Regions from separate parts of the Mus musculus genome. Here all the other regions are linked to region 2. Evidence: chromatin loops called from intact Hi-C (ENCODE). Cell type or tissue: left cerebral cortex. All regions are shown on one strand.

Region 1 (8,000 bases), 65 kb before region 2:
GGAGACCTTTACTCCTGGCCAGGCCGGGTCCACAGATGTGTTTATTTGAGTCATTTCTCTGCAGAGCAGCGCTTCAGGTGGTTCCTGCGATCACAGATGTCCTATGGTCACAGGGCCCCTGAGCTGAGCTGTTCTGAGCCAGTTTGAAAAGCCACTGACAGGACTCATGAATAATGAGTGAGGAGGGCTACTGAATAAGTCATGGCATTAGCTTCGCTGCAGTCTTTATGGCTCAGACAATGAATAATATGGCAGGGAAATATATGGGGCCCCTAGTGTGACACAGCTGCCCCCTCCTGCCCGTTGTGTGTAACCCAGCCCATTGCATCCTCCTAGCCATCGTGGGGAATTAAGATGTGCCCCCTTACAAAAGGATTATCCCAGCTGGACCTGTTGACTGTGTACTCTCATAGACAAAGGGAGAGCCAGGAGACCCTCTCCTGAGTATGCTGCTGAGGGGGTGCAGCCTTACTTTCTGCCTGAACCCTCTGCTTCCTGGTGGGCCTGGCTTGAGAAGCTCTTTCCCCCACCAGGGACCAACCCCCTCTAGCTGCCGTGCTTTCCCCACCGTGATGGAGTGCTCCCTGAAGTCTCTCTTCTCAGACATTGCGTGTGCATGGCACAGCGATGGGCACACAGGAGGCGACACTTACCAACTGCGTTGTGTGCAAACCCAGCATCACCCACAATCAATTCCTCTGACTCAGGTATTCATGGTCACACACCAGTACCCATCACACACACACACAATCATCCCGTGTACTTTGTCCAGAGACCTCTCCCAAGACGGGGACTCCACAGCGGGCCCCTATCTGTCTATCGTGGGCCCTGGTGCTCGACTTTATTCTAACTATCGCAAAAAAAAAAAAAAAAAAAAAAAAACTCTACATTTTATTTATTTATTTATTTATTTATCATGCATGGGTGCACGTGTAGCTGCACGCATGCAGGTGGCACACATGTGAGGGCCAGAGGACGACTGTTCTCTCTGCCCACTATGTGGGTGGTCCCACAGGTCAACTCAGGTCGTCAGGCTTGGTGACAGGCACCCTTACCCACTGAACCGTCTCCCCGGCCTGCGTTATTTTTAGAACTTTCTTGTTTCCTGTTGTTAGACTTACCTCAGTGATTATGACTGGAGGCCAGCCCAAACTACCAGCATTAATCCTGACTCCTAGGCGACTGCAGTGATTAGCTTCCTAAACGGTTCATCTGCCTGCCAAGTCCAGGCTTAGTTAGCCCTGATGGAGTGGGCCGGTCAGCAGTGTCCCCAGCTGCTGCTGGGGGGCGGGGGGTGGTGGTGCGGAGTCCTCCTTACCTATCTGCCCATTGTAGCAGCCCCCTAGGAGCACGTGGGAATCCTTGGGGTTGTACTCCAGGGTGACGAGAGGAGACAACGGCTTCAGGGCAATCTCAGGTCGGTTGGGGTTTTCTAGAATGAAGAGGGTCAGTCAGTTTCAGTTCATTAAGCAAAGGACGAGAGAAACGGCAGAGGGTCCTTCCCCTCCCTCTGGCCTCTTTTGCCTGAATCTTGGCTAGTGGTTTTATTGGGGGGCGGAGGCGATCGGGATTGGGGTACGTACTCACATACTGAATTTCAGCTCTAGACCATTCCCCAGGTTCTGTGTGAAGTGAAATTTTGATCCTAAGGTGTAGAGAGAGTGATGAAGCCCTGAGTGGATGTGTATTTGTGTGCTGTTGACATAGGTGCAGCCATGACAAGGACCCTAGAGTCTCAGAGCCCTAGAGGAACGGCAAAGCCTCACTCCACCCCCACATCCCCTGCAGACATTTTGGGGTGAGGCTCAGAGGGAAACGGTAAAGCCTTCCTCAGTGGACTGAGAGCGAGTGTTGACTGTGCAGAGAATGCCTACCAGATATACCTGTGGTCTGAAGACCGCTCCCCTGCAGAGATCACTCCTACAGAGATTAGCTAAACCCCCCTCTCCGTGGTCCAGGGGTAGATAATAACCCTGCCAGCTCATTTGTGTGTGTGTGTGTGTGTGTGTGTGTGTGTGTGTGTGTGTGATAACCCTGTGTCCTTGCTCAGCTGTATCCAGTGACCCGATGTGTCTCTGTTCAATTCATACACAACCTGCTGAGCTTCCGGGATACCGAGATTTCTCCAGCAGAGCGCCCAGACTGCCCCACCTCTGCTTTTCGGTGTGCGTCTGTGTTTGTCTTTTCTTGATTCCTTCCCTGCTTCCACCAGATCCAAGTCTGTGGACCCACAGAGGTTTTACGTAAAGTCTGCTCTTGGGGCCATCTTGCTGGCCCAACAGGTGAAAGATAGCTCTTGCTGCCCAAGGCCGGTGTGACCCTGAGTTCAGTCCTCAGAGCCCACATAAAGGTTGAAGAAGAGAAATGACCCCACAAAGTTGTCCCCTGACCTCCACATGTGCACCATAACACACATGCTCTCCCCACAAGCAATATCATCTATTTTTTTTTAATTCTCTCTCAATTCCTTCCACCCAGGTGGAAGTGTCAGGTCTGTGGACCATGGCTGAAACTGGAGTCACCCTGGGTGAAGGTGGCCTCCTGTCAGAATTTAATGAGCTGTAGAAAGGAGCAGACTGTCGGTTCTGAGTGGTGGTGTCTCTACACCGAGTGTCCCTACCATTGCTCCCTGTAGAAAATGGCCTGTCACTGTCTGCGTGAATGCAAGGCAAGTGCCAGGAAAGGTGGGATGCTTTCTTCCCTGCTTGGGCCCTCTCATGGTCAAGTAGGAATCCTCGTGTGGGGATCCATGGATCTGAGATCCCAAGCATCCTGCTCTCAATGCCTCAGATGTTGGAGTTGGGCTGGGATGTGGGATGTGACCACATTCACAAGGCCGTGGAGTCTATCCCCAGTGTAGGAGGCAAACATAGAGTGGACAGGAACTTTCTGGATCTGGTTCGGCTCCGTAGAGGTGTGCCTGCCTGTTCCCACACGGGAAGAGACAAGAGCTTTCCTCTTATCCCTGGTGCCCCACTCCGCAGGTTGTCTTTGACCCCTTATTTCTACCCTCAGCTCCCCAAGTTTGGCTGGCCTCTGACCTGGCCCTCCCTCAGTCCTCTCTGGCGGGTGGAACCACCCATTTCTCACCCAGGTCCCAGATGTAGGAGTCGTAGTTCATGCTCATGGGTGCGCGCTGGAACTTCAAGCAGGAATAGGCTACTGCCAGCTTCCTGTTGCCATCAGGGTGCCAGGAGAGGTGTGTAGCTGTCCGCTTGATCTCCTGAGGGTCCCTGGAGCGGAAAGGCAGGGAAAGCAGGGGATGGAGGGGAGGGCCCCCCAAGTAGGTGTTTATCAGATTCCTTTTCAAAAAAAAAAAATCCAAGTAGGGTCTATGTGACTGCGTTCACTTAGAAATTGATTTTACAAGGTTGAAACTGGACAGCGGGGATGTGGGGGTGGGAGTGGGAGTGGGCTCCTGCCTGTGCCGCAGCACCACTCCAGAGGCCAGCTTAGACTACAGAGACCCTGTCTCAAACAAATAAAACAAACCCCAACCCCACAGAAACCTCAAGGTTGACAAGACTCCCTTAGACAGAAAATCAGTCTCTAACTCGACCTAGTATGTACAAGGAATTAGACAGGAGGCAAATGAGTGAAATCTATGAGATAACTTTTAATTAATTAATTAATTAATTAATTAATTAATTAATTTTGAGGCAAGACCTCATGTACCCCAGGCTGGCCTTCTGATCCATCTGCCTCCAGATTACAGGCATGCACCACCACTACATCCAGTATATAAGGTACTGGGATGGAACCCAAGGCTAGGTACATGTTGGGCACACATCCACACTGCCAACTCAGTTTCTGTGTATTTGGCTGACACTACTTCATGTCACCCTGAAGAGCTTTAGTTTAACAGTCACCCCCTCCCCCTTTTAAAGAAGGGTCTCATTGTGTAGCTCTGGCTAGTCTGAAACTCCCTCTGTAGAGCAGGCTGGACTTGAACTCACAAAAACCTGCCTGCCTCTCTTTCTCTAGAGCTGGGATCAAAGAGCATGCGCTACCGTGCTGGCCTGGTTTTTGTTTGTTTGTTTGTTTGTTTGTTTTTTGTTTTTATTGTTTTTTGGTTTTTCAAGACAGGGTTTCTCTGTATAGTCCTGGCTGTCCTGGAACTCACTTTGTAGACCAGGCTGTCCTCGAACTCAGAAATCCGCCTGCCTCTGCCTCCCGAGTGCTGGGATTAAAGGCGTGCGCCACCACACCTGGCACTGGCCTGGTTTAAACACTTTTACCTGGTGAAAGTTTTGACTGGGAGCCTGAGTCCATGACGGTCAGCACAGAAGAGGCGAACATCCAACCCCCTCGTTACTACTCCACAAAAGGAGCTCAAAATTCCTGTCACACCCCTATCGGCCCGACCCCAATCCTAACAAAAGGGAGGGGTGGGGATGTAGTCCTCTTGCTAGACTCTTTGCCTCTGTGCATGAAGCCCTGAGTTTGATCCCAAGCCCTATGTAAAACAAGGGCTGTGATCCCAGCACTTGGGAAGTAGAGACAGAAGGATCAGGAACTCGGGACTAGTGTTAGCTCCATAGTGAGCCTGGGCCAGCCTGAACTTCCGGACAGCCTGTCTCAGAAAGAAAGAGAATTAGGGAGGGAGGAGAGGGAGGAGGGGAGGGAGGGGAAGAAAAGATTCAGAGATACAAACCCATGAGTGAGTGAAGGGAGCCAGACGAAAGGGGTCACCACAGAGTGTATGGCACTGTGCGGATCGTAGGAGGTGGTGGTGATAAAAAGGCCAGTGGGAACCAGGAGTTGGAGGGCAGGAGAATGGAAAAAGAAGGCAGTTGAAACCGGCTCTGTGTTGTTGGTCCAAATCCACAGATTATGAGGCCCAAGGGTGCCCTCTAGTGGAAACCATGGCCTCTGCATGTCTTCCTTCCTTCCTTCCTTCCTTCCTTCCTTCCTTCCTTCCTTCCTTCCTTCCTTCCTTCCTTCCTTCCTTCCTTCCTCCCTTCCTCACTCTGTCTGTCTGTCTGTCTGTCTGTCTGTCTTTCCTTTTTAAAGACAGGGTCTTAGAAGCTCAGACTACTTATGTATCTGAGTCTAAGAATGGCCTTGAACCCCTGATCTGGCCTGCCTCAGCTTCTCAAGTGCTGAGATTGAGATTATAGGTGTGTGCCACCATGTTTGATTTCTCTCTCTCTCTCTCTCTCTCTCTCTCTCTCTCTCTCCCCCCCCCCCAAGTTTCACTAAGTAACCCAGACTGGCCTAGAACTTTCAATCCTCCTGTATCAGCCTAACAGTTCTAGGACCATAGGTGTGTGAAATATCACACTGGCCTGATGTGTGCTGATGTGTGACCTGTGTGCTCAGGGAGGGAGGGGGGAGGGAGGGAGGGAGGGAGGGAGGGAGGGATCTGAGAACTCTCAGCTCTCTCTACTCAACTTTGCTGAAAGCCTAAAGCTATATGAAAAACTAAAGTCAATTTTTTAAAAATAATTTTTCATGGATGTATGTTTTCATGTCGTACTCTGTATGTACATATACACCTGCATGCCAGAAGAGGGCATCAGACCCCTTTCTAGATGGGTTCTGGGAATTGAACTCAGGACCTCTGGGAGAGCAGCCAGTGTTCTTAACCACTGTGTCACCTCACCAGCCCGTAAAGTCAATTAATTTTGAAGAGGTTTGTTTGTTTGCTTGTTTATTTATGTGTATGAGTGTGTTGCCTGCATGTATGTATGTATGCATGTATGTATGTATGTACAGGGGTGGAGGTTCACATGCATGCCTGGTGCCTGGTGTAGGCCAGAAGAGGGTATCAGATTCCTGTAGAGGAGTTCCCAGCATCCTCCCCTGGCAGGTTACCTGTCACTCAGGTCTAGGGGACCTGCCACCTCTCTCTAGCCATACCTGAAGACATTGATGGTCTTGGCCGAAGGGGCTTCTTCAGTCACCTCCACGGCCTCCTCGTCATCAAAGTATTCCTCGTAGATGTCGATGGCGTTGTTCTGCTTGATGCAGTGCTCCATGATCTGAGGAGACGCCGAGCCAGGAAACCTTAGCCGTGAGAGAGCTGTCCCACCCCCACCCCGCCTGTGTCATCTTTGATGTTCAGCAAGGTTTGGCCCAAGGCCAACACTCTTCCAATGAGAGGATCGAACTCGCTGCACATTAGAACAGACCACCATGTTATCCCTATGCTTTAATTCCACAGAGGGACAGCCCAGGATTCTTGGGAAAACCACAGAAAAAGGGGGGCAGCCAATCAGCAACTGCCCTGACATCTGGCCAGGAGCAACCCTCTCTCCCTTGTGGTACAAACCAATCAACAGTGTACAAATATCTCATACCATAAGCACCACCAATCCTGAGGAAGGTGACCCAACCGCAACTGGAGAACCCCTAATTGGCTTTAAAAGGGGCCTGCTTCCCTCATGGTCGCCATTTTGCTTGGATGGTTGACCCCACATGCTGGATGTTCCTGCAGAATAAATGCTCTTTCTCTTTGCATACTATGGAGTCTGGGGTCTTCTTTCAGGGATTCTCAGACCCTTACACTGGGAGCCTTCTTTAATCCCTTCAACAGGAAATTTCCTCCTTACGGGGCAAATGGGAGTGTTCCTGTCTCTGACAGTGTCTCTTAACGGTATCTGGTGAAGTCGGTGTGTCTGTCTGTCTTGGAATTGTGGCGTGAGTTGCAAACATTTTGGGAGCAGGAGGTATGTAAGATTGAGTTTGTAGCCTCTGAATTGAAATTCAGTTCAATGCATGAAGGAGCATTGCTGGCTGACTGGCAGGGCTCTTCTAGGGTGCCTTCTACCCAAGAGGCTTCCCATATTGTTGTTGTGTGTGTGCCTTGGGGTTTAATGGGAGGGAGGGGGACATGTTCACCACTGTGCATGTGTGGAGGTCAGAGGACAACTTACAGGAGTGAGCTCTCTCCTACTATCATGAGGATTCTAGAACTTCAAGTGATCAGCCTTGAGGTCATGGACCTTTACCAACACAGCCATCTTGCCAGCCCTCTTCCAAGCATTTTAGACTCCTGCTTAAATTCATTTGTCTATAGGTCCCTATGGTCAAGCAGTGAGTCTCTCCCTCCCTGGCTGAGAGCTACAGGAGCCTACACAGGGCTGCACACAGCCTGCAGAGTACAGTCCGAGCTGGGGTAGTGGCGTGGGACAGCGGGCGCCGGAGGGAGGCTAACCGAGCCCAGCTGCATGACGGCGTTGATGTAGTTCTCATCCTTCTCCACTTTCTTCCGGAAACGGATGGTCTGCTCCAGCTCCTGGGGGTTCACATCCTTGGGCCAGCCCCCCTCGACATGATTAACGCCACAGCTCTCCATCTCGAACCGCTCGGTGTTGGCCTAAACAGAAGCACAGGGGAGACGACATTTGTCTCCAGGCTAAGCATTCAGCCATTTCTACAAACCTGGGTCTTGGGACTCTAAGCTCTTACGGGGATAACTGAAGAAGGGGTGCCCTGACCAAAGCCACAAAGTGAAGAGGCCCTATCTGGTTCCCAACAGCACTATCTGGGAAGCCTTACAGGGGACAGTGGTGGTCATGGGAAACCTAGTTCTATCTTTACCTGAAATAGGCCCAGGAGTCCACACATCTATCCTGGGAGATATCATATCAACAGCGACTAAACTTCTGTCCCTCAGCATTACAGAGACAGGAAATCAACAGTGATTCAGCTCTTTATGCCATGCTCATCAGGATCATTTGTGCCCGTGATACTGTGAAAAGTCTGTTTTGGCTGAATCAAGTGATTCATGGTAAGATGGGTTAGCCCATGTCACATGATTTTCAGTGTGGCTGACAGAAACACCGGTTGATCCTTTACTTCGTGGGGACTCCGTGTCCCTGGGACCCCAACCCATTCCAGTGGGAATTGCCTATGTAACACTCTCTTTTTCTTAAGCCCGTTTGGATAGTTCTCTCCGAAGGCCCAAATGCCCAGACTGACTCCAGTAACATCTCGAAGGCCCCAGAGCCCTTGGGAGGAGCCTTTTGGTTCTAGGTATGGCCAATCTTTTTGAT
Region 2 (8,000 bases):
CCAAGCCAGAGGTCCCTTGACCCAGCTGAGGGGCTAGATTTCTTCCAGGAGAGAGGAGAAAATATGGTTGGGACCCAGGGCTCTCTCCACACCCCCAACACAGCTGTTCGGAAACCATATCCGTCCCCTTTTAAGCATTAGCTGAAGGAAGACTCCCTGGTGCTTTGCCAGTAGCCACCAGGCCTCAGGGAACAAGTCTTCCTTCCAGGGCCAGACAAGACTGGGGGGGCGAGGGGGGTCGGGGGTGGGGGGGGGCGGGGGCGGCTGCAGTGCCTAGGGCTGACAGTGCCTCCAGTAGCACAAAGGGGGTCCCATCCTCCCAGAAGAACAGAAACCAACAGCCCAAGCCCGCAAGTAGTAGAGCCATTGAAAGTTATAATTAGACTCTGGGGTACTGGCTCTTCTTGGGCAGAGCACAGCACACGGTTCGGGAGCCCCTGGCCTCAGAACGAGGACAATCTGGGAGGACAAGAAGCCACTCCTGGGCAGTCTAGAGAAGCCCTGCTCAGCCAGATGCCCCACTATGGAGATTAGGACACCGTGCCAACCACTGCAGGTCAAAGTCCAACATGAGCACAGTGCTCTGAACTAATAATGGGCCTCCTCCCAAGTCGCCTCAGCCCCTGAATCTTTGACCCAGCAGAGGGAACTGACTCAGCCGGGCCGCAGAGGCCGCCGTGGGTTTAACCGCGGCTGAGATCTGCTGAGAGACCGTTGCAGGGTCTGGAAAGGAGGTCAGAAGCCTGGACCTGACCTCCAAACCCGCAAGGGAACGTCCCCCTTCATCAGGGACAGTTAAGAAGTATAAAGATAAGGAGGGTAGCTGGCCCGGGAACCAAGACCTCAGAATTTCAGAGCCTAGAAGTTTATAGGGAAGGAACACCAGAACAGACGGGGTAGATGCTGGACGTGGTGCGAGACGGGGTGGATCTGAAGCCACCTTCCATCCTGGACTCCAACAGCTGTGGGGTTTTGGCATCCAAGAGATTAGTCACCCACGCCGCTTCTTTCAGCCCCGCAGCCTTTGTGAAGAAGCCAAGGCAGAGGTATTGGCAGTGGCTGCTACCCTTCAGGCTGGGGCTGGGGCTGGGGAAAGGAGCGCAAAGGACTCCGGAGACTCAAGTCGGTTTCTGCCTAAACTTTTTCTCAGGCCATCAGGGCCGGGAGAGAAATCGTCTGGTGTCGGGAGTCTCAGAAGGGGAACTTTGCAGCACCTCTAAGCACCCACACACCTCGGCCGCCAGTCACGCCGATTCAGATGCCCCACCCCCACTGTAAGTCTTTGGAAGGCTCAGCCCCCGCCACCCGAGCGCAGCCTCCGCGTCCTTCCTCTTCTTCCCCAGTGTTTCCAGCTTTACCAACTCCGAGATTTCCAGCTAGGTCGAGCGTCCCGGCCAAGGAACCCGGGAGAGCTGAGAGGGCCCAAATGGGGACCAAGGGGGTCTGAGAAGCGCGGAGAGCGCGGGATGCCGAGGCAAGAGAGAAAGGAGTGGGACCTGGGCGAGCGCAGGCCGGCTCTGGCTCTCACTCTAAGGGTCCCTCTCCGTGGCTCGGCTCATGGGCTTACCTCCTGGTAAGTTTCGTCGCCGGGGCTGAAGGTGCTGTCTACTCGCTGCAGGCGCAGGCCGAGGTGCGGAACGCTGTGCAGCCACACGACCCACCAGGGCGCGATGTACTCCACTCGCGCCGCCGGCATGGCTTGCACAAGCTGCAGCGGGTCCACTGCCCCTGCCAACGCCGCTACCACCACTACCCGGCTCGGAAGCGACCCGGCCCCGCCTCGCCTAAACCCCGCCCCATATCCAGCCCTAGGCGAGGACACGCCCCACCATGCACGAGGCTCTGCTCAGGTCCCGCCCCCACCTCGGGCCCTGCCCCACCCCTCCTCTTGAGCCAATTCCTGGACACACACACCCACTCCAGAAATTGGGCTCAAAAACATGCCCTGATCCTTGCTATCAACATCAGAATAGTGGCCCAGGTTTGATGGTGCGTGCCTTAGGATGGTAAGGCAGAAGGATCAAGAATTCAAAGGTCTTCCTCAGGTCTGTTATGAGTTGGAGGCCAGCCTGGGCTATGTGAGACCTGATCTTAAAAAAAAGGCAAGATTTTGAAAAAAAGACTAAAGAGCCAGTGGATAATTAGTAATCATTACCTAGGAGGCTGGGCTAGTCCCTAATTCATTCTACTATTACTATTATTATTATTAATTATTCCCCAGACTGGGCCTCACTATGCTTTCTGTCCTGGAACTCATTATGTAGAGCAGCCTGGCCTTGAAGCTGGGAGCACAAGGGTCTTTTTTTTTTTTTTTTTTTTTTTTTTTTTTTTGGTTTTTCGAGACAGGGTTTCTCTGTAGTCCTGGCTGTCCTGGAACTCACTTTGTAGACCAGGCTGGCCTCGAACTCAGAAATCCGCCTGTCTCTGCCTCCCAAGTGCTGGGATTAAAGGCGTGCGCCACCACCGCCCGGCTTGCACAAGGGTCTTAAGCAGGAGGTAGGTGGTGGGCAGGTACCAGTCAACACGTTAGGTGGCAAACTCGAGAGCCAAGTCAGGGCCAGGCTTGGTTGGGCACAGCGCTGGGGAGCCAGCTGGAGGGAGGATGCTTAGTGCTGCAGGCAGAGGAAGGAAAGGAGACCCCAGAGAGGGCAGGGAGAATTTCTAACTAGGTGCTGTGGTGCCCCTAAAACAGGCACTCTTGCTCTATCAAAGAACCTTGCTAGGAGTGCTTCCCTGCTCCCTGGCCGCTAGGACTTCTCACAGTCAGCTCTGTTCTATAGTTGCTAGAGCCTGGCTGCTACATCTGCCCCGGACAGCCGAGGCACCATCAACCCCCTAACCCACCTTGTTCTCACAGATGTCTCGCTAGTCCAGGATTGTCTAGGAATCCTCCCGAGCCTAGGACACCTAGTGATGAGCAAAGTCTCTTTCCAGTTTCCTGTCTTTCCACGTGTTTAGTAGGGAGGGGAGGCTCTAAACCTCGGTGATTATAAACACGTCCAGTGCTTTTGTCCTGAGCTGGCATGAGGGTGGCTAGCTTGGGGGGTGCCTCCACAGGGAACAGTTAGGCTGATGTCTCCAGAGGATTCCATGGTGGGTAGAAATCTTGTGGGGTGAGGGACTAATGGGCAGGGGAGAAAGGGAATCCAGTCAGGAAACCCCAAGATCTGCAGTGCAAGGGCCGGGCTGGGCTGTGGCTGCTTCCCAGTGGCCAGGGTCGGGGAGCGGCTTCTGAGTTGATGGAAATGTTCTGTGGACTTGAAAAGCCCACATCCCTGTACAGCTAAGACTTATAGGCCTACACCCAGTCTTTTCTAGTAAGACAGGTCTTGCTATAGTCCTGATTTCCTGGAACAATGTAGCCCAGGCTGGCCTGAACCTTGTAAGGGAAGTGAGGGCAGTTGAAGCACAGGGCTGACTTAGGTGCCCTCAGCCTTAGGACCTGATGTAGACCCCTGTAGCCAAGCAGAGAAATGTGAAGCAACTTCCCAGAGGCCCCTCTTGAACCTCAGTCACAGGCAAGAGATACAGCCTTAGCCAGAATCCCGAGGGCAGGGAGGTGCTGCCCGGTGTCCCGCACACCTGCCCTCAGTGACCCCAGGATGCCTCTGCTCACTTCCCTGTTAATTTTGAACCTGGTGCAGAGTCAGAGGGAGTAGTAATAAATACATGGCCACCAAGGGAGAGCTCAGTGCCAGGGCATTCCAGATGTGTGCTGACGCAGAGGTGAGGGAAGCCAACCAGGAGTGTACTACTGAAGAGCAGGCTGGGCCCTCAGCCTTGGTGAGCCCATCACCTGAAGGCACAAAGACATTATTCAGTCTCTGGAGCCAGCCTGGACCGCAGAAGCACACCCTAAGTGACTCAGGATTGGCAGGGTAGGAGGCGCTGCATGAAAAAGTGCCTTCAGCAGACCACAAGGCCAGACAAAGTCAGTCTCCTAGGAGCCAGAGGGAGCCTTTGAGAAATGAACTGGGGACAAAAACAAAACACCCAAAGCTGTAAACTGTCTCCCTTGGGAATCCCAGGCAACCACACTCCCATCCCACCCACTCCCCGGGGTAAACAAAACCCATGCCTCCCCAAAAAGCTCACAGCATATGCAAAAACCTCTTCCAGAAAGATCTTTACTTCTGGTTACAACCTGCTTGTTTAAGCATCTAGCTCAGCCTGCTGCAGTACATTTCCTAAAAGCAGAAAGCACTCCCAGTAGCAGTACATTAAATTGGGCACTGCACACCTATGGTCCCAGCACTCAGGAGGTGGGGGCAGGGTGGACTCAAAGTCAGCACCTGGGATGCATGTGCTATCTCAAAACAACCCCCTCCTCAGTTACGGGGTTTACTTACTGCGGTAGAGTGCCACCTGGTGGCAGGCCCAGTGGCTTTGACTTTGCCTGTCCCTTTTTAATTCTTGAAAATTGTCATGTTGTTTGCTTGTATGCATGTATGTGTACCGGGTGCGATGCAGTGCCCAGAGGCTCGGATCCCCCACCCCTGCCCACTCTGCAGTCCATGGTAAGGCAACCCCACAGAAACCATCCTTTCTTCAGCATTCACAGCGGAAGCCCATGCTTTCTTGACTTCACATTCCAGTCTTACAGAATGGAACACTCTTGCATCCAGGGGCTCCAAGGACGGCTCATCTGGCAGCTTCTCCCTCTCCCACATTCATCTCAGGTGACCCATCTCAAGGCCCACTTCCAAGCCTTGGGAGTATACACCAGCTCCCCTCCATGAAGAGCAAGCTCTTCCAATTGCCTTCCCAGGGTATTAAAGTTTCCCCAAACGTAGGCTAAAAGGAAGGCGATTCAACCACTGAGATCCCAGTTGAAGATGTGGGCTGCAGAAGGTGGCACTATCTCAACAGCACTACCACTTCCCCACCAGAGACTGAGGACACACAAAACACTTTTCAGGGTTTTTAATAGTCACACGCAGAGGGCTGGTTCATTTCAGATCCTTCACTGCCAAACCTGGGGAAAGAAAAGATTGATGGTTGACATGACTCCTTCCGGAGCTACCAGGGCGCATTACAAGGCCCTTCCCTCTGCAAACCCAGGATTGTCAATCAGATCAACCAGTTCTTTTGTTTTGGTTTTTCGAGACAGGGTTTCTGTGTGTAGCCCTGGCTGTCCTTTAACTCAGAAATCGGCCTGCCTCTGCCACCCAAGTGCTGGGATTACAGGCATGCGCCACCACTGCCTGACTCAGAGTAGGTCCTTTTGAGAATTAAATAGATTATAATCTGCCTGGGACCAAGGAAGCCATTTCTGGGATCAGATAGAACCTAAGAAACTCAGTCATGGCAGACACCTCACAGTCACCACAAAGTGGCTCCCCTAATGCTGCCCATGCCACTATTCTCCCTCAGGCGTACTCACCCGGGGGTAGGGACTGCTTCAGCTTCTCTGCCTTTTCCTTGTCTGTGATAACCAGGGTGTAAAGGTACCTGCTGCAGCGAACCTTGAACTTCACATTATCCTTGTTCTTCTTGATCTTGACAGCTGCCAAGGAAACCACAATTAAGGATGAGAACTGGTGCAGAATCACACAGGTCATGTTCTTAAGTGGCTGGAATTTTCAGTCACCGCCACCTCAGACTTCCCTCTGCTCAGTGAGTCTTGGGGTTACTCAATTCATTTGCGCATGCACACAAAACCTGCACTCAATACACTAAACACAGCACCGCAGAACATTCTAGAATGACCCATGACCTTTCTAAAAGGATAGCCTATAGAGGAAAGAAATGAGTTATCTTCTCTGGTTAATAATTTTCCAGCCTTCCACTTCTGGCAACCAATTCTCCATACAAGGACACTGGATGCACAGGATGGCTTTTAGGATGCTCCATTCCAGTGTGCAGGGAAGCACCTCTTACACTTTTGTGGAACCTGGCTCTTATTTTATAGTTATGTGTAAACGCATGCCCGTGTGTGGGCACTGGCACGTGGGTGCAGATGCCTGGGTGCAGAAGAGGTCGTCACTGCTACAGGCAGATTAGAGCGGAAGGATGCTGGGAACCAAACTCTGCAGCAGTAGTAAGGGCTCTATAAAGCATCAAAGGGCCTAATGCTTCAGACTCAAGCACCTAACCAGAGACAGGCATTTGGTCTTAACCTCACAGAACAGCTGTGTGTGATCTGCGTGCACAGGTTCTCTCAACTCCACCTCTGACTACTGCTGGAACAGCCTTCACCAGGCACTGGTGCTCAAGGCACTGGTCACTCTGGCTTCCATCTTACCAAGTCCAGACATGGATGGCAGCACCCTATGCTGCCCCAGCCATTATCGCACTCCTGAATACTAACTCTCCTCTCTGGAGGTGAGTGAGGTCTGAGACAGGGTTCCACATATCCGGGCAGGTCCTGAACTCACTGTGTGGCAGAGGACCTTGAACTTCTCTGATCCTTCTGCCTCCAACCAAAAGCACAGGGGTTAAAGTGGTGCCCTTCCCTGTCCAGTTAGGTCAGTGCTGGGAAACGGCCCAGAGCTCGAGGAATGCTAGGTAGGGGCCCTCACAGTCTCAGCCCCTGGGCATTGTCCAACTGCCATATAGCGACTCCACTTCTGGGTAAGTATCCAAAAATAAATGCTGCGTCAGGCTGACAGAAAATGTGCAAGCAGCCCAGTGTCCACCAACTCAATGTGGTGCCCCCACACAGAAGAAGCGCTGACTAGGGCTTCCCACACATCTGTAATACCAGCCCCCAGGAGACCCAGGAAGTTCAAGGTTAGAGAGAAGCCAGTGTAATAGTTGGGTGGGTAAAGACAGCCAGTGTCAAACCCAATGACCCCAGTCTGGTTCCTGAGATCTGCCCCATAGGACAACCAACACCCTCAAGATCCTCTCTGGCCTCCACATGTGCACATATACAATAAACAAAAACATAAGGGGGAAAACAAGTCAGAAATATCGGCCCAGGTCTACAATCCGCGAACACTTGGGAGGCGGAGAGAGACTCCCTGAGCTCTAGATCTGAGGCCAGCTTGGGCTACAAGGTGAGTGCCAATGTTATTCCAGATCCATATAGCCTATTTCTAAACAAAACAAAACCAAACCCACCAGAAATTGGGTCCAAAGGCATTTCTCCTAACCCATACGCTTGATTCATTTTCTTAACTAATTAAGGAACTGACAGGCCTGCTAGGTTGACCTCAGCAATCTGGAGGCATGACCTCTGATTCCACACTCTTAAAGTTAAACAGGAGAAAAGAACTGTGGCCCGTGGCCGAGCTGAGACTTGAGAAGGCAGTGCCAAATGTTACAGGCCGGATGGAAAACACCAGCAAACCCCACTGTGCCCACCAGCAGGAGACATTCGCCAGGCCGGTGGCCGCCGGCCCACAGACAACCACATCAGAGGCAACAGCCTGTCTGACGTGACAGAGTACACCTAAGGACCTTGCAAAGGCTCTTCCTGCCCACCTAGGTCTACTTCCGCTCATTATCTGATGTTTATAAGTCCGATCTGGGGAGGAAAAGGAAGGCCCATAGGGCTATCTCACACAGTAGAAGACCAGACCTCTTTTTAGCTGCCATGGGAAGATAACATCACCCAAGGTTTCTCGCTAGGCACATCCTCCCCAAACATCCTTTAAGTAGCAGACAATTCCCTCTTCGTGTATGAAAGAACAATACAGAAAGCAGCAGGAGCCGACAAACAACTTTGAACCTGCTTGTTTTAATCTATTTTCGAGACAATGTAACCAAGGAGAGCCTAGCATTTCCCCATCCCTTTGTCCCTGCCTCCGGAATTCGGGGACTGCAGTCTGTGCACCAGGCCTGGCTCTGAATCTCAGCTCATGCCGAGCAGGAGCGAACCCAGCGCAGGAAGAAGCAAGCGCCTTGCTATGTAGGCCAAGGATAGCGTTGGATGCTCAGTTCTCTTGCCTCGGCCCGAGATTAAGCAGGCAGACCTGGGCCAGCACACTGGCTCTGCTTTGTCTCGTCACCTCGCACTCGCTTATTTGGAAGCTGAAGGTTACTGGTAAATGACA
Region 3 (8,000 bases), 120 kb before region 2:
TACATATAAATAAGAAAAAAAATTTTTTTCATTGCCTTGGAGTCTTCAAGGTGAAGATGTAGCTTTCTAGACAGAAAATGCTATAATTCAGGGATGTGTGGATTCCAGGACCCTTCATACCCCACAGGAGATGTCATGCTTGTCCTAGCATTGAGCTACACAAAACAAGAACTGGGATCTGCAAGATCTATAACCATGGGGACAGCAATGTCAACACTGACATGCCAGGGAATAGCAGTACCTGACTGGGCATAGGTGGTGGCAGAGTTAGGGCTACCATGTCATCAGTAGGTACATATCCTGTGTAGAACTATTACATGTTTTTGTTTTAATCCCAGGTGTGGGATATGAGGCTGTTTCAGATTGTTCATATCAGCTGACTATGATTTGCCTCGTGCTCTAGCAGAGGCATGAATTTGCCAGCAGCAGATAGTTTCTGCAATTGTGTGATGTTTGGGATTCTGAGGACTTTTCAGAAAAGCTAGGGCTGGGGCTGGAGAGATGGCTCAGCGGTTAAGAGCATTGACTGCTCTTCTGAAGGTCCCGAGTTCAATTCCAGGCAACCACATGATGGCTCACAACCATCCGTAATGAGATCTGGCGCCCTCTTCTGGAGTGTCTAAAGACAGCTACAGTGTACTTACATATAATAAATAAATAAATCTTAAAAAAAAAAAAAAAAAAGCTAGAGCCCTGAGAGGTAGAGAGTTGCTGGTGGATGTTGTTCTTGGTGTGTTCAGTAGTTGTGTACAAAGAAGAAACAACAAGAAGAAGTTAGATATCCTGACAGCAAAGATCAAACTTACCCCAAGGAACTTGATGCCACTAATCAACAGGAAGTAGTCTAACAATTATGTTGCCCCTCTCTAATCTTTGACTTTGTTCATGGATCTCTTTCCTCTATCCTTTTTTCTCTCTTATCTGGTGTTGGGTGAGGGTTTCAAAGGGTAGAAGAAACAAGAATCCACAAAGTAGCCAAATCCAGCTACAATGTTTCCTGTTCTTGGAGAGGGGAGTTTCTTCTTACATTGTATCTATGTCAGTGGCCAGGATGGGCCATTGATAGCCCAAAGGAAGGGACTGTGCCCATAGGCATGCAGCTAATGACCTGGCTGTGAAAGATGTTGTCATCCAACAGCAACATGCCTTGATCTTCCTGGTCCTCAACATCTTTTGCTATCACCAGTTCATCCATCCAGCACTACCTGGAGGAAGCATCCATGGGCCCAATATCTGCTTGTCCCTCCATTGCTCATCCTTAACTTATGGCAGGCCCATTTAGCTAACTGTCTACCTTTTTTTTTTTTAAGATTTATTTTATTATTAATATATGTAAGTACACTGTAGCTGTCTTCAGACACTCCAGAAGAGGGAGTCAGATCTTGTTACAGATGGTTGTGAGCCACCATGTGGTTGCTGGGATTTGAACTCTGGACCTTCGGAAGAGCAGTCGGGTGCTCTTACCCACTGAGCCATCTCACCAGCCCAACTGCCTACCTTTTGTTAACACATGAGGAGACAAGGACCATAGAAGATCAGCATGTTGGTAGGCGTCACAGATGTAGCTGTTGGGATTTGAATTCAGGTGCATTCCTCCTGTTGTCTCCCCCAGGACTGTTCTATTTCACTCCTTCACACAATGTTCTTGGGAATAGAGGCCACTGTAAGCTGCAGCTCCATGGGAGAGAGGTCTGTGGATCAGGTGGCCGGCTGTGTTGGATGGGGAAGGGCGTGATCAGGGGTGAACAGGAGAGAAGTGGTGCCACTGTGAGCCATCCACAGCATATGAGCAACTTTAGGGTGATCCTCTACCATTTTGAGCCCAATCTCTTATAGCCTAGGCTGGCCCTGAGCTCTCTGTATAGCAGAGGCTGACCCTGAATTCCTGCTCCTCCTGCTTCTGTCTCACCAGATCTTTCTTTAATCTTTAGTGGGTCCACTGGGTGTATTGAGCCTGGAACCAATTCCCCAGCGAAGTGAGCCTTTCATGACTGGTCAGAAGACTTTATGAGTGTAAGGAGGCTGCTAGGTAGGGGCAGGCTGGGCCTTAGGTCCACCTCTCCTCCATGTTCCCTCAGGGTCAGTGTCTAGCGTCTGCTCTTTGCCTTTGTGATTCAGAAACTCTCCCTTCCTACCCATGACTATGGAAGTTTACAGTTGCTTCTAGACCCTCTTGAGATACCTTGTTACATGGAGATCGTTTATTGGGGTTGACCTAGCTTCCAAGAAGAGCTACCCTGAGTATATGGACATTTATGCCCATGCTGTGCCTGTCCTTGCTGAGCATAAACAAGTTCCTTAGACAGTGCATACACACCCTGGGCAGGAAGTCACAGTCCGCTGGCTCCTCTCTGGGGACTGTTCTTGCTTGCAAGATCTTTAGACTTGTGCTCAAGGAGTGATAGAGCTTCTAGACCATGGGGTGGTGGGATGGATGGCAGGGAATAAAATGTGGTATTGTCCTTGTGTCACCTTGAAGACTGTGCAGGCTGAGAGCACTCTTCTGTACATATCCGGTCTCAAGACACCCCCTACCACAGATATGTATAAATATATAGCACACACATGCACACATATAGCACACGCTTGCACACACTGTAGCAATGGGAACTTTATTCAGCAAGTCAGTTTTTAAATCATTAGAAGAGAGGCAGGGATGAGGGAAGTTGGAATCATGGGAAGAGTCTGTCAGAGATGGGGAGTGGGAGGTCTTCTTGGTAGCCTGGGACCTCCTGGTCCATCACACTTGAAATGTCAATCATAGATCATAATTCTGAGTATCTATAACAATCTGTTGGTTTGCTTAGGAAACAGAATGTTCAGTCCTGCCCTTGGGAATTCTAGGTCCTTAGAGGAACATGGGAGATGCCAGTGCAGGTAGACCAGGCATCAAGAGAGTCTAATGGGGGTCTCCAAGAACGGGGCTGACGCACGCTTACTGAGCAACAATCATTCCTGTTGATGGGCATTGTGCCTGGGAGTGACACTGCCTCATTGGCTGGACAGCCCTGTCCCACATAGGCTCTGTCTGCCTCAATTGAACCTAGGTGTTGTACAGTTTAAGGGACGGGTAGACGGACAGCCACTGGAGGGACCATGGTGCCTCTGAACAAGGAAGAGCAGGCGTGAGAGTTCAGTCAGCTGGGAGGCGTTTCTGCTAAGCCGGACAGCTGATTCTGCCAACCCAGACAACATTGGTGCCAGACCCAGTTTTTGCTTTCTCTGTGGCTCCAGGAGGAGGTGACGCTGTTGGGTCTTTGCACCGGAAAGAGATGGAACTCAATGCATGAAGCTAGCTCCTGGGATCCAAAGAGCCAGGGCAAGAAGTTCCAGCCCATCTCCAGAGCAGGGTCTGGCCTCTGAGAAACCCAGATTTCCCAGGATCCTCTGACTTCCATGTTTCAGCCTTAAGGGGGTCCCTCTCGTAAGGAAGTGGGAAAAAATTCCTGTTGATTCTATGTAAAGGTGAGGTCTCAACACACACATGCATACACACACACACACACACACACACATATGCACCACAATGCCCCCTACGTGTGTACACATACACACGTACACACGTGTATACACACATGCACACATACACACAAATGCAAAGACACATGCATATAAACACATGTACACACAGACATATGCATCACCCACACAGACATGAACACACATATACAGGACTCCACAGCCCACCCTCCCCTTCTCCATTGCCTTTGTTTTAGGACAGTTCTCTGTACTATCTAGCTGAGACTGCAATCTAGCTCCCTGCCTCAATTTCCCTACACATGGACTATGGTGCTAGGTTTGTTACACGCCTTCTTGGAACTTTGGGAAGGGAAAGGCTGGAATTTAGGTAGAAGCTGGTGGAAGGCACCTTCCAGGGAGGGGAACCTTGAAATGATGGGCCATGCATAGGCTTGAACTAAAGACTTGGGCTGTCTTGGTAGAGAAACAGGCTGTGTTCCTAGAGCAAGGGCCATAGTACAGTGTCCCTGGTGTGAGATAGTCGGTCCCTCTGTAGCTTTTCTAAAGGCCTGTCACCCTCCCCAGAGCATGACGGGAACTTTCTGAAACAAACGGCATGAGAATAATTCTCATTACCCCATACCCCTATTAAAGGTCCTTATCCTCCCCTCTGGATGACTGGCCCACCCTAAAATGGGGGTGGGGGAGGAATAGAGCCCTGAGCCAGCTCTTCCCTGCCTCTTCCAGGCTCTCCCTTTGTAGCCAGCTCACCAGGACACTGCCAAGTATGCTCTGTGCCAGGATGGAGGCTGGGCCTGGGGGCTGGGGCCCTAAGGGTTGGTGACTGCCAGGGGTCCTGAAGCCCTTTGCTTGCCCTTCAGAGAGCTTAAAACTTCCCGGGAGAGGAACAGCTAGCTTTGCTGGGTTGTCTGAAGAGGTGGGGGAGGAGGGTGTCCGGATCTGTTCCCCTTGGGGGCCCAGGCCAACACAATAGCCCCTGGGGCTGCCACACTCTGGCTTAAGTAGTTGCCTAGGCAACAGCAGGGACCAGCTTCAACCAATCCATGGCAGAGACTGGTAGGGGGAGGGAGGTTAGGAGGGAAGCGGGTACTGTCCCCTTGCTGGATCCTATATAAGGAGGAGGGATGGGATCGGAGTGCTCTGGACTTGACTGTCCCTCCAGTGGACTTAGGGACAGAGCACAAAGATGCTTAGAAAAGGTTCCTGCAAGCCTGGGTCCTGGGGCAGCTTCTGGGCTATTCTGGCCTTGGTGGGACTGGTCACTCGTGCAGGTGAGTGGAAAGTACGGGGATCAGGTGCCTGGTAAGGAAAAAGGTAAGGGTTGGGGGCAGGAACTTCTGCTAGGAGCTACATAGAGCTGGCCAGGAGGTGGAGCCAGCCAGCCAGCCCCAGAGAACACGGAGAGACTGGACCTCTCCAAAGACAGAGAGAAAGGGGCACATAGCCTTCCAGGGAAAGAGGCTGGGCAGCAGGCAGGAGTCTTAATGACAAAAAGACCCTCTATTGTTCATTGTCTCCGACAGCTGGGTCCAGGCAGAGGCTGCAAGAGAACGCCATCAGCATTTAGGTCTTTCGGAGTGACAGCTGGGGAGGCGGGGCTAGGAGGCGGGGCTGGGAAATTCACCACCAGCAGCTGCTCCCTCTCTCCCCTGCTGGGTCTCCCTCTCCCACACACAGATGCTCACTCTTGTGAGCCTTCCTTTCAACGATCCACACATAGGCCCTGTGCCCACTCTGTGTGTGTGTGTGTGTGTGTGTGTACACAAGAGCTGCCTGCTGGTGCCCTTCTGCAATTGTCAGACTATTAACCGCCTGCTTTTCCCAGTTTGCAAGGCTCACTGCACTGCTCAGTCTAGGGGGGTGTCTTTTCTATAACTCAGCATGTGTCCCTATCTGACCCCAGAGCTGCCCTGAGAACACAAGAAACAGGCCTCCCTGGAAGGGAGATGCTAGCTTCAACACTGTTACCCCTGGAATCCTATTCCTTCACTGTTCACCCAAGTTACTTCATTGGGTCCCTTACTGTCTCACCGAGTAGGGCCGGGGCAGTGCTCCTCATTGTGGAGTGGTGATGCAATCCTGTAATCCCAGCACAAAGGATGGAGGAGGGAGAAGGATCAAGAGTTCAAGCCCAACCTCAGCTAATCATGAATTCAAGGCTAGCCTGAACTATAAGAGACCCCATCTCAAAAAACTAAAAAGAGAACAAACAAACAAACAAAGACAGAAAGAAACGCTATGCCTGCTGTCCCTGGCCCTGAGCTCCACCTGGTCATTCCCGCCCAGGTCTTTAGGGCTGGCTGTATTCCTTTGTCTCTGGCTGGTTCCAGGCTGCTCACTTGTGCATTTATTTATTTTTAAAATTGATTTGTGTGTGTGTGTGTGTGTGTGTGTGTGTGTGTGTGTGTGTGTGTGTGTGCTTAACACTTGATCTAGTACTGGCTATGGAGTCCAGGCTGGCCTTGAACTCCCCACCCTTTCCTGTGTGTATTTACTATGTGTCTGTTCTGCCCCCTTGAGCTTTCCTGAGTATGAGAACTGGGTTAGGTTCATTCAATGCCACATGGCAGCCACGTAAGTTCTCAGTACCCAAGGCTGTGCCACCTCTGACCGGTTTTGTCACCCTCCCCCTGGGGACCAAGTGCCATGGACATCAATAGGTTCACAGAAACATTAACTAGTCCACGACTTCTGCCTGACCCGAACATATTCTGCTAAGAACGTACCCCAAGTCTGCCTGGGGCCAACATGCTCACTCAGCATGAGCTAGCTTGTGGACACTCATGTAGGCTCCCCACCCTTCTCCCACACAGTGCCACCGTGCCACCAGTAGGTCCCTCTGCAGTCTTAGCTGGAAGCACCAGGCCGGGTGCCCTCTCAGGCTCTGCCATGTCCCTTCCTGCTGCAGCTCAGAGAGCCGATGTGGGTGGGGAGGCAGCAGGCACCGCCATCAACCACTCCCACATGCTGCTCCAGCGACTGCAGGACCTGCTGCGCCAGGGCAATGCCAGTGATGTCATCCTGCGGGTCCAGGCTGTGGGCACCGACGAGGTCCGAGCCTTCCACACCCATCGCCTGTTGCTGGGGCTGCACAGTGAGCTGTTCCGGGAGCTGCTGAGCAACCAGAGTGAGGTTATGCTGCGGGAGTCCCGGGACTGTGCTGCTGTCTTTGACAAGTTCATCAGGTACATAGGGGAAGGGCACCGTCCTGCATCCTGTCCTGCATCCTGTCCGTGGCTCCCTGTCTCTCCACCTTCAGGGGCGCAGAAGTCTGGCCTTACTGGTTATTATATCGACTTTCAAAAGTCCTAGCATGACATACAACACAGGCTTCCTTTATCCCTCCTTCCGATGCCCTCCCTGTTGTGGCCTGTGTCCCTTTCTGGCCTTTGGGAGTCCCTTCTGAGCTACTTCCAAACCCAGCCAAGAGCACTGATAGAATCAACAGATTCTTAGTTGGTCCCAAGTGTCTTCAATGGCCACAAGACTTTGAAACCACAGGGCTAAGGAGCAGAAAGGTCAACAGGCTCGGTCACCTCTCTCCTTCTTGCATAGGGAAAGACTGTAAAATGCTCTAAGGAGGTAACCCCGCTCTAAGGGCTCAGACAAGGTGGCTGCAGGATTCCAGACAACACCCCCAAGTTCCAGGCAACAGGAAGAGGGATAAAACAGAAGGGTTTCACATAGAGCCAAGCGGGGTGCTGTGTGCCAGTGGGACTGTCAGGAAGAATGAGGCAAGGGGGTGGGCAGCACTGTAAGAGAGCCAGGGACAGTAAAATGGCTGAGAGGGAGAGGGAATCCAGACAGCTGAAAAGCCTAAGCAAAGAGAAGCCGACAGGGAACAGGAAGTAGCCTGGGTTGCCTGTGTGCTGTGTAACGAGATTTTTTCTGAGCCTCTCACAGTGACAACATTCTGGAGGTGGGCTCTTCCCCTTTCTTAGGCATCTTGGGATTCCTAAATTAAAGGACTTGCCTTCTCTAGCAGCAAGGAGGAAGTCAGATAGGCATCTAAATCCAGACTGTGTGGATACCAAGGTTACTGGCGGCCTCTTATGGTTTGAGCTTAGAGTTAGCTATGAAGTAGATGCTTAGTAAATACATGTGATTTTCACAGCACCAGAAGCTAAAGATGTCTGAACAGGCCAGGAGGGAACTTAAGAAGAAAACATAGGAAGCCTCAAGGTCCATTCATCCTGTTTGTTTCTTACAAAAATGGCTGTGTCCCCTTTGGGTTCTGGGGAAACTTGCAAGGGTAGTGTGGGTGGCCTTGACAATACTCAGTCCCGCCGATCTTCCTATCTCTAATTTTTTAAATCATATTATTAGCATGTGTGTCTGTATGAGTGTATGCCACATGTAAATGGGTACCCTGCTCCAGCCAGAAGAAGGCTGGAGTTACAGATGGTTTCCAAGGCACCCAATGTGGACTCTGGAGCCCGAACTCTGGTGCTCTGGACAAGTGCTCTTAACTGCTGTGCCCTCTCAGCGGGCCCCTCTCCAATTCCCTTCCAGGTATTTGT

Evidence for each region. Peaks named below come from ENCODE experiments on the same cell type or tissue, not always from the same donor. Only the 100,000 strongest peaks of a DNase experiment are listed, where the experiment ranks them.
Region 1: a loop joins it to region 2, with 4 times the contacts of the local background. A loop is called at or near these places in 19 of 42 quality-filtered maps.
Region 3: it touches region 2 in a loop (6-fold over the local background); 12 of 42 quality-filtered maps call a loop at or near these places.

The regions. Positions count from the first base shown.
Region 1 is chr11:114,733,849-114,741,848 of GRCm38, reverse strand. It overlaps Dnaic2 (dynein, axonemal, intermediate chain 2), which reads right to left. Exons shown (of 13, transcript NM_001034878.3): 3 at 7,160-7,321; 4 at 5,863-5,984; 5 at 3,091-3,233; 6 at 1,319-1,432. Among named protein-coding and RNA genes, the nearest start is that of Dnaic2, 10 kb to the right of the region's middle. In left cerebral cortex, CTCF peaks have their summits at 4,844 (motif pointing left) and 5,498 (motif pointing right); a DNase peak (open chromatin) is centred at 4,810.
Region 2 is chr11:114,669,240-114,677,239 of GRCm38, reverse strand. It overlaps Rpl38 (ribosomal protein L38), which reads right to left. Exons shown (of 4, transcript NM_001362918.1): 3 at 5,384-5,506; 4 at 4,907-4,975. The coding sequence ends at 4,950. Ttyh2 (tweety family member 2) reads right to left here and starts at 1,772. Exons shown (of 14, transcript NM_053273.2): 1 at 1,568-1,772. The coding sequence starts at 1,696. In left cerebral cortex, a CTCF peak has its summit at 4,358 (motif pointing left); DNase peaks (open chromatin) are centred at 6,002, 6,615, 7,334, 7,862 and 7 more places; H3K4me3 peaks cover 3,341 bases; H3K27ac peaks cover 3,816 bases.
Region 3 is chr11:114,792,515-114,800,514 of GRCm38, reverse strand. Btbd17 (BTB (POZ) domain containing 17) reads left to right here and starts at 4,623. Exons shown (of 3, transcript NM_028055.4): 1 at 4,623-4,751; 2 at 6,389-6,665; 3 at 7,993-8,000. The coding sequence starts at 4,667. It also overlaps a transcript of Gpr142 not described here. In left cerebral cortex, CTCF peaks have their summits at 609 (motif pointing left) and 4,848 (motif pointing right); DNase peaks (open chromatin) are centred at 4,426, 5,160, 6,405, 7,279 and 1 more place; H3K4me3 peaks cover 1,292 bases; H3K27ac peaks cover 2,638 bases.